Linked DNA regions of Homo sapiens: regions 1 and 3 are each linked to region 2. The links are chromatin contacts, found by Hi-C or POLR2A ChIA-PET in ENCODE. All regions are on one chromosome and are shown on one strand. The core of a region is the stretch at or near the end of the contact, and the rest is flanking DNA. Distances in the headings are between cores, read along the strand shown. Region 1 holds the start of PLEKHH3 (pleckstrin homology, MyTH4 and FERM domain containing H3). Region 2 holds the start of ATP6V0A1 (ATPase H+ transporting V0 subunit a1). Region 3 holds the start of TUBG2 (tubulin gamma 2).

Evidence for each region. Hi-C counts contacts between places; a loop is a spot of excess contacts on that map. ChIA-PET counts read pairs that join two places held with the same protein, here RNA polymerase II (POLR2A). Pooled maps may share reads with other maps.
Region 1: a map of B cell shows a loop between it and region 2 (15-fold over the local background). The contact joins the promoter of PLEKHH3 here to the promoter of ATP6V0A1 in region 2. A Hi-C loop is called at or near these places in 2 of 168 maps with a recorded cell type or tissue (B cell and posterior vena cava), 20 of 37 single-sample maps with no recorded cell type and 12 of 50 pooled maps. POLR2A ChIA-PET finds 5 or more read pairs at or near these places in 1 of 52 experiments (HEK293).
Region 3: a pooled map shows a loop between it and region 2 (6-fold over the local background). The contact joins the promoter of TUBG2 here to the promoter of ATP6V0A1 in region 2. A Hi-C loop is called at or near these places in 1 of 37 single-sample maps with no recorded cell type and 4 of 50 pooled maps. POLR2A ChIA-PET finds 5 or more read pairs at or near these places in 1 of 52 experiments (HEK293).

What each region holds. Positions count from the first base shown.
Region 1 is chr17:42,675,663-42,678,774 of GRCh38, reverse strand. PLEKHH3 (pleckstrin homology, MyTH4 and FERM domain containing H3) reads left to right here and starts at 1,781. Exons shown (of 13, transcript NM_024927.5): 1 at 1,781-2,373. The coding sequence starts at 2,212. RefSeq lists silencers at 221-310, 661-740, 1,601-1,850, 1,941-2,000 and enhancers at 129-628, 629-1,130, 1,111-1,190, 1,321-1,370, 1,391-1,490.
Region 2 is chr17:42,457,352-42,460,197 of GRCh38, reverse strand. It overlaps ATP6V0A1 (ATPase H+ transporting V0 subunit a1), which reads right to left and starts at 1,320. Exons shown (of 22, transcript NM_001130021.3): 1 at 1,235-1,320. RefSeq lists a silencer at 1,251-1,460 and an enhancer at 1,611-1,700.
Region 3 is chr17:42,657,598-42,660,701 of GRCh38, reverse strand. TUBG2 (tubulin gamma 2) reads right to left here and starts at 1,418. Exons shown (of 11, transcript NM_016437.3): 1 at 1,150-1,418; 2 at 756-868; 3 at 386-553; 4 at 1-63. The coding sequence starts at 1,198. RefSeq lists enhancers at 1,202-1,271, 1,322-1,391, 1,402-1,461, 819-1,586.

The DNA of each region.
Region 1 (3,112 bases), core at 532-3,031, 220 kb before region 2:
TCTTCTCTGGGGACTGGGTCAGAGGAAATGCACTGAGCTGGCCGGAAAGAGAGAGGTTGGATATGGGAAAAAACTTCTCTGCAGGCAAGGGCCTGGGATCCAGACCTGGAAGATGGTTGTGGTATCTCCATTCCTAGGTAATCTCTCAGTACAGGCCACTCTCATGTGGAGAGAGGCCACGGCCGAGATGGCCTCCTAGACACGCTCGCATTGATTCCTGGTCTTTGTTTTACACAATCACAACGGGCAGGATGGTGTTCACGTGCGACAGTTCTCGCGGTTTAATATCGGTCAGCAAAGCTGTCCCCACCGCTCCAGCCTGGAGTCTAGGGTCGAGAAGGGCGGGGCGTGGCGAGGAGGTCTCAAGGGAGGTGCTGGCCTGACGGCCCCGCCCGTCCCGCCCTTCCCCGCCCCTCCCCGCCCAGCCCAGCCCTGCCCAGGCTAGCAGTCCTCAGAGCCTCCCGCAGCAGCGGCGAAAAGGGGTCCCCCACGGCCTCTAGGGGCCAGGATCCAGGGAAGGCCCGGAGACGGCGCCGATCCTCAAAGGGTCCCACACGCCAGCCACTGGGGACCGACCTGGAACCCTCCATCCAAGATCTCTGGAATCGCCGCTGAGTCAGCAACGCGCGCGCGCGCCCGCGGAGGCCGCGGCCCCGCCCCGGCCGCCTAGCGCCTGAGTTAACCCCTTCCTATACAGAGCCGCAGGATATTAGCCCTAAGAGGCCTCCACTGTATTCGGAGACCACAGAATTCCTTAGAATCCAAGTCAGTCTCCCCAGCTGAGTTCGGTGAGCTGTGAGCTCTATATTCGATTTTATTTCCGGCCTAGGTCTGCACCTTCCCAGAGTGCCTGCCTCAACTCCTTCACCTCGAAAAGGAGGTGAGGCCGAGTGCAGTGGCTCATACCTGTAATCCCAGCACTTTGGGAAGCCAAGCTGGGAGGATCGCTTGAGCCCAGGAGTTAAAGACCAGCCTGGGCAACATAGTGAGACTCCATTTCTACAAAAAATAAATTTAAAAAATTAGCCAGGCATGGTGGTGTACGCCTGTAGTCCCAGCTCCTGGAGAGGCTGAGGTGGGAGGATCCCTTGAGCCGAGGAGTTCGAGGCTGTAGTAAGCTATAATGGCTCCACCGCACCCCAGCCTGGGCAAGACAGCGAGACCCTGTCTGGAAGAAAAAAAAAAAAGGGTGGGGGAGAGCTGAATCAGACCGAGAAACTGGAGAAACTGGACTCCTTCTCCCCAGACGTGGAGGGCCACCTCCAGAGCTGTGTCCTCGCAGGTCTGGACATCCTCTTAGTAGCCAAGGCGTTTCCCTTTCTCAGGGACCCTGAGACGAGACAGGGGTTCAGAGAGCGGCAGTTGGGTTTTCCTCTGTCCTGTGCCAAAACTCCTCAACAGGGTTTTTAATTGGTTGGTGAGCCAAGAGTTAAAACAAGAGCCTGAAGGCGGGCTTCCGTGACGTCACTAGCACCCCGCGTCCGACCTCAGAGACTGGGGCGTGGCTAACATAGCCTCGTCCCCTCCCTCCCTGTTTCCCCGCCCCTCCCCGCTGTCACCAAGCCAGGGGCACATGATGCAACCCAACGCGGTTTCAGCCGTCTGATTGGTAGCCGCGCCCGGCGCCAGGCACAGGGATTGGACAGAGGAGACTGTGACGAAACCTGGACCCTGCCTAGTAAAGAAGGGAGGAGAGAAAGAAGAGAGAGGGGGGGCCCCCCGGGAGGGAGGGGGCCGGGGGGGCGGGGTCCCAGCTCTGTGCTCGCGCCCCCAGCGCGCCAGTCCCGGGGCTGCAGGGAGCGCAGCGCGCGCGGCCCGGGCCCCGGCCACCGGACGCCCTACCGGACACGACCCTCCCTGGAGCTTGGACAACTGCCCACCTCGGACGCTGCACCGGACACTGCCCCCCACAGGGCTGGACACTCCAACGGACACTACTTCCCAGCTCCGGACATTGCTCCCTCCTCTCCCGGGGCCCTGGACGCTTTTCCCCCTCCCCCCTCCGGGGGCCCAGACACTGAGCCCCCCTCAGCGTCTGGCTAGCGTCCCCTTGCACCCCAGCCCAGGACACTGCCTCCTCCCTGTCCTCTTCTCCCTTCTGCTCCTCCCACCTCATCTTTCCCCTGCTCGGGTCGGAGCCCCGCCAGTTCCTCCGACCCCCTACTGCTCGGCCGCGGCTGCCCGCGCCCCCATCCGCAGCTCCTCGCCCGGATGCCTCTCCCCGGGGGACTATGGTGGCTTCTCTGCTGCCGTCGAGGCTTCACTCTTCTGCACCGGGACTACGGGGACGGCGAGCTTAGCGGGGACGGGGACGAGGACGAGGACGAGGAAACCTTTGAGCTGCGGACCCCGAGTCCAGCGGGCGGCGGGAGGGTAAGTCCCGGGGGTTCGGAGCCTCGTCTCAATCACTCTCGCTGTAACCGGCCGTCACGCTGATCCGCTCCAGCCTCCAGCCACACGCTGCGCGCTTGGCGAACTAGGGATGAGGGAGAGTTTTTTGCCTGGGGGCCAAAGCCCCCGGGAGCTCTCGGAGCAGCAGCCCTACTCGGGATGTGCCTGTGGGCCTCCCGCTGCAGGCTGGGCGCTATCCACCTGCTGGGGGCCCTGAGGCAGGGGAGGCGTCACGCGTGGCCCGACCTGGCCCTGCCTCTCCCTTCCCCGCTGGGCCCGCGTCCCATCCCGTCTCCTTCCGCCTCCGCCAGCGCCGAGGAATGTGGCGAGGCCGGCTGGGCGGCTCGAACGCCTGGGTCCCCCTCCGCTCCCAGTTCGCAAGTGCGGAGGCCAGATGCGAGAGCTCCCGCTGCGGAGACCTGGACGAGGGGGAGAAGTCATCCCAGGATTGGGGTCTGTGGCGGGGACCCCAAGGAGAGGGAGGTGGGAGCTCTTTGAGGACCCCTCCTCATTACCCTGCCACTCAGGACAGAACTCTCGGCTTTCCCGGGTGAGGCTCCTGGGAAACCCCTGAGGGGATGGATGGTGAGGGACACTGGGCTGCTGCCTGGTTTTGTCGAATCTCCCCGTGGGGAAACGGAGGCACGATTGGTGTGGGAGACCTCCATCCCTTGACGTCTCCTCCCCCATCCCTCCTGCACACTGGCGGCCAGACTCCCGT
Region 2 (2,846 bases), core at 71-2,570:
CACACTGATAATGACAAAGCAGTTTTATCAAGCCACAGAGAATAAGCCTTCCACCTCTGCAGCTTTCTGTTTCTCAACCCTACCTTCAAGATTAATTACATTCTTCCATCTGTCAAATCTCATGAGCCAATAAAGGTTTCGTTTTAGTGCTGTCTTACTGTTGCCGGGTATGAGACAACTGGCGCTATCAGTGGTCCTGAAACTGCAATTATTTATTCTCGATCAGCTAATGTAAGGCACAGCCTGTCCAGTATCCAAACTCAGAAAAATGCACAGTATTTTTAGTGTCATAAGGGCATCTATACTGAGTACTGATAGATGAGTCTGACATCAAAGGAAGATTTACTCTTCTGGAAGGCTGGGAGACATTTTGAGAAATCTGAACGAACAAACCTTTGTGCATGTGATGTTCAAGACAGTAACACAAGCTCAGACATAAGCAAGGACTTCTCAAGAGAATATGCAGGCTGACTTTAAGATTCTGTACATCTGAATCATCCAAATCAGCTGTTACCGGCACCACCCTTAAACAAAGAGAGATTCTACAACCTCTAAACACATAAAATTAGGCCTGGTCAGCATAGTTCAGGAGCTGTGGATAATGATAAGCCTCCAACGAGTCGCCTCCGTCCTCCTGCTCTTTAATGATTATAGGTCTCCCAAGAATATCTCTATAGCAATGGAGGCTAACAGAAAACTAATTAGGCCAAAGTAGTTCTGGACGATCACAAAACAAAATATGAAGAAACAGCAATTCTGCAAAAGATGAGTCCAACTACAGCGCCCCCGCGCCCTGCCTAGAAGAATCTCACTCCTGTCATCCGGTCCTCGCCTCCTCCCACGGTATTCACCTGCTTCATTTCCTGTCTACCCAATGAGCAGGAATTCTCTGGACTCAGGCTCATCTACCTTGAGATGGGAAAAAAGGAGAGGAAAACCCCCAAACTGAGAAACCCTTTAAGAAGCCCCCTAAATTCTTCTGCCTATCCAATAACCTCCGGTTCCTCCGCCTACCCCTTAAAGCAGGGAAGAGATGCGGGGCTTCCAAAGGGCAGTGAGCCTCCGGTTCCTCAGGGCAGAGGAGGGGTGCCCAAGGAGGGGGCGAACCCCCATTTTATCTCGAAGACGTCAGATCCCCGCTAATTCCTCTGACAATCAAGGGGGCTCTTAGAAGGATTTCCTACGTCCATCGAGGGCCGCTCCCTGTTGCGCTAAACCTACAGCCCCCACTCACCTCCAAACTCCGCCACAGCAACCGCCACAGAAACCACCGCAGCCAAACCCGCACCCTCCGCGGCTCCAGGAGCAGCGCTTCGACGTGCTTGCGTCCGTAAAGCCCCGCCCCTGCGCCGCCGCCGGCCCCCGCCCCCGCAATGACCTCATTGCAGTTGGCCAATGGGGCGCAGCCTCGCCCGGGCTGCAGCAGTGCGGAGTCACGGGGGTCGCAGGCGAGACCCAGCGTGCTGACGCCATGTTGGCCCCTGTGCTGTATCTCCACGCTGGGGAGGGTTAGCGGGTGGGGCTGGAGGTGCAGGTGCTCGAGGCCTTAAGTTCCTGAGCCTCCCTGAATCCTTTTTCTTACCCCTTATACTGGGGTAGGTTGTCTTTTCTCTTTCTTTTTTTTTTTTTGAAGTCTCATTCTGTTGCTCAAGCAGGAGTGCAGTGGCGTGATCTCGGCCCACTGCAACCTCCACCTCCCGGGTTCAAGCGATTCTCCTGCCTCAGCCTCCCAAGTAGCTGGGACTACAGGCACGCACCACCATGCCCGGCTAATTTTTGTATTTTTTTTTTTTTTAAGTAGAGACGGGGTTTCACTATGTTGGCCAGGCTGAGTCTCGAATTCTGACCTCGTGATCCACCCGCCTCGGCCTCCCAAAGTGTTGGGATTACAAGCGTGAGCCACCACGCCCGGCCTTTTTTTTTTTTTTTTTTTTTTTTTTTTAGATGGTCTGTTTCCCAGGCGGGAATGCAGTGGCGCGTTCTCGGCTCACTGCAGCCTCCGCCTCCCGGGTTCAGGGGATTCTCCTGCCTCAGCCTCCCTAGTAGCTGAGATTACAGGCACGCACCACGCCACCCGGCTATTTTTGTATTTTTTGTAGAGATGGGGTTTCGCCATGTTGCCCAGACTGGTCCTGGCCTCCACCCGCCTCGGCCTCCCAAAGTGCTGGGATTACAGGTGTGAGCCACCGCGCCCGGCCCTCTCTTTATTTTCATATCCAAAGAATTAATTCACACATACGCACCCAAATAATTAATGTCTTCTCTCTTTATTTTCATATCCAAAGAATTCACACACACACTCAAATAATTAATACGCAGACACATATACCACCCTTTCTCTTTTCCCTTATTTTACAGATGAGAACATTTGAGCCCCAGACTGGGGAGCGGCTAGCTTTAGATCCTGTAGTAGAGTCTTTAACGGGGTCTCATTTGCATAAGTATGGAAAACCTCTCTTTAAATGGTACATGGTTCATGCCTTCCAGCAACTTCCCCGGGTCTATTTTTCTCTGTTTAACAGGAAAAACCTCATCAGACCATATGTTGTGAAAGTACATTTCAGTCTTGTTTGGTAGATTCATGTGGGCTCAATTGACCACTTAGGAGTTTTCAATTCCTCAAATTTATTTTAAAAACATTTTTTATGGCTTGTACTCAACTTGTAAATTAAATATTGAAAAACATTTTTTAAACGCAAAAGTGATGTCTATTATTTTTTAAATGCCATTATCAAATATTGATATTGATTCCCTTTTCTTGCCCTTTTAAAGAAGAGTAGGGATCTCAAGTCGTTTGTGATAACCAGAATTGTATCAGGAAAAACTCAGAAAACCGGTTATTCTGT
Region 3 (3,104 bases), core at 169-2,668, 200 kb before region 2:
ACTGTCACTTCCATCTGCTTCTCGGTCTATGATGTCAAAGATGTCTTCATGAATTTTCTCACCCTGTATAGAGATATGGAAAGGGAGGGTCAGGCCAAAGGTTCCAGAGAGCATCTTTTCTCAGCACAGCACCAAGAATTCTGTCTACCCTGGAATATTGTTGCCACCCTGAAGCAGAGCCTAGGCTGTAGCCCTCAACCCAGAAGTGCTACTATTGCAAATGATTTGCACAAAATTTGCATAAACCTCTCCCTGGCTGTCCCTCTTGTTCGGGACATCCTTTTGTCTCTTATTTTCTGTCAGTCAGGTCAAATTCCTAGTAGCTTGAGCCTGCCTTGCCTCTGGATGGGAATATCAAAGGTCTCTGGAATGGTCGCTAGGACACCTGGGAGAATCCGCTGGCCCAGTTGTTGCCAGCTCCTCCTCCATGTTCCGACAGGTAGATGTTCTCTGGGTTGTAGAGCTTGGCATAGGGGGAGTTGAGGATGGAGTGGATCACCCGGGGTTCCAAGTCCAGCAGCACGGCCCGGGGGATGTAGTGCTCATCGTCTGCCTGTCAAGGGGAGTCCAGGAGGGGGCCCAATCAGCTAGGGCGGCCCAAGTCCGAAGTCCTCCCAACTCTGGCTCCCTCCGGCCCTCCCTCCTCAAGCCAGCCGCCTGGCCCTACTGCCCAGCGGGGTTCCCAGTACCAGGCCACTCCCTTCCCTTCCGCCCCCTTGGGCCACTGCCGCCCCCGGCCAAGTCGCTGGGGGCACCTGGTAGAAAAAGACGTCCTTGCGGTCAGTGCCCTCGGTGGCGAATTCCTCCACGATGCCCTCGGGGCTGATACCATGCTCGGCGCACAGCTGTTTCCAGAACTCGAACCCAACTGGGGGAGGGGGGAGATGCCCGGGTCTGCTGGAGCCTTAAGGCCTGAGGAGCCCAGTTTTAGTCTCAGAGGCTGACACGATCAGAGGGTGGACCCAAGATGCCTGGGTTTGGTAGCTGCCCCAGCCCCGGGCTGGAGGCGCAGCTCTCGGTCTGGGTTATCCAGAGCAGCAGGGCAGGGGGTTCATGGAAGGGAAAGGGGGACTGGTGGAAGCCAGGCACTTGGGTGGGACCCGAAGGGGCAGAACCAGAGACCGGCGGGGCCGGCGCTCGCTTGCTCACTCTGGTTGCCGCACTGGCCCAGCTGCAGGGTGATGATCTCCCGGGGCATCGCTCTTCAGACGTGGGCGCGCCAGCCCCGGCCTGGCGAGAGTCACGGCTGAGACGAATGCCCGGCAGCCAGGAGCGCAGGACGTGGGGAGCGCGCGCTCTCTTCGCCTCTTGACGCGGATGCTCGGTCTGCGCGTGTGCAGCGCAGGCCTCTCCTCGGCCGGTGGGCCGGGGAGCCCAACCTGGGCATCATTTTCTCCCTCAGCAGTCGCAGCTGGAATTCCGCACAGGCGCAGAGTCAGGCCACGCCCGCTCCTGCCCACCGCTCCGCGCCTGCGCAGTGAGACTCGTTGGGGGTGGCAGGGTCGGAACCTGGATGTGTTGGGGAGGAGAGGAACGGGGGAGGGGAGGAAAGGGGAGAAGCGGCCAGGTGGATGTGCTTGTCCACGTGTAAGGAGTCATCTACCTATATTGGTAGGTGAGGACACTGTCAGCTTTGCTAGATCAAAGGGCTAGAAGCCAACTTTTCTTCGTTTAAATTTCTGTTTTTTAATGGTGTTACAATACATACACATGTATGTTACCTTTTTATTTTTTAGAAGGGTCTCGCTCTGTCGCCCAGGCTGGAGTGCAGTGGCGCGATCATAGCTCACTGTAGCCTTGAACTTCTGGCTTAAGTGATCCTCCCACTTCAGTCTCCCGAGTAGCTGGGACTACAGGCGTGTGCTACCACGCCCAGCTAATTTTTAAATTTTTAAAATGTATTTTTATAGAGATGGGGATCTCACCGTGTTGCCCAAGATGGTCTTAAACTACTGGCCTCAATCAATCCTCCTGCCTTGGCCTCCCAAAATGCTGGGATTACAGGCATGAGCCACCACTCCTGGCCTAAATTTACCATTGTAACCATTTGTAAGTACTGCATACAGTTCTGTGGCACCAAGTACACTCACATTGTTCTGTAACCACCACCACCATTCTTTTCTAGAACTTTCTTATCTTCCCAAACTGAAACTCTATCGCGATTAAACAGTAACTTCCCCTTGACTACTCTAGGCACCTGATATGAGTGGAATTATACAGTATTTGTCTTTTTGGGTCTGGCTTCTTTCACTTAACATAATATCTTCAAGATCCTTCCATTTCGTAGCATGTGTCAGAATTTCCTTCCTTTTTACAACTGAATAATATTCCATTGTATAGATGTACCACATTTTGCATAACCATTCATCCCTCCATGGACATTTGGGTTGCTTCCACCTTTTGGCTATTGTGAATGTTGCTGCTTTGAATGTGAGTGTACAAATATCTGTTCGAGTCCCTGCTTTCAATTATTTTGGATATACACCCAGAGGTAGAATTGCTGGATCATATGGTAATTGTGTTTAATGTTCTGAGGAATCGCCATACGATTTTCCATGGTAGCTGCACCATTTTAAATTCCCACCAGCAATGCACAAGGGTTCAGTTAAATAAATTTTATAGGAGGCCATTGATTTGCACTGAGCTCCTGTGCTTGGCTCAACAGACCAAACCAAAATGGAGTCACTCACGCTAAAGTTCTATGTCACTAAGCAACACTAAGTTGTTTATCAAACCTTCAGAGGAATCAGGAGAGGGAAGGAAGAGCCAAAACCCCAAACAAGCCAGTGTGAGCCGGCATGATACGGAAGTCCTTTTACAAGAAAAGTAACTTTGAAAGGACCCATCTGCTTTTTTTCCTTCTGTTTCTATTTTTCTCTACCCTTTTTTGTCCATAAAAACTAACCTGTGCTTGACTCATCTGAACACTCATTCTATTTATTTTATGGAATGAAACGTAGCCTGATCTAGAATCACAAACACTGTAAATGCCACTTAAGATTTTTTTTTTTTTTTGAGACTAAGTCTCACTCTGTTGCCCAGGTTGGAGTGCAGTGGCATGATCTCGGCTCACTACAACCTCTGCCTCTCTCAGGTTCAAGCGA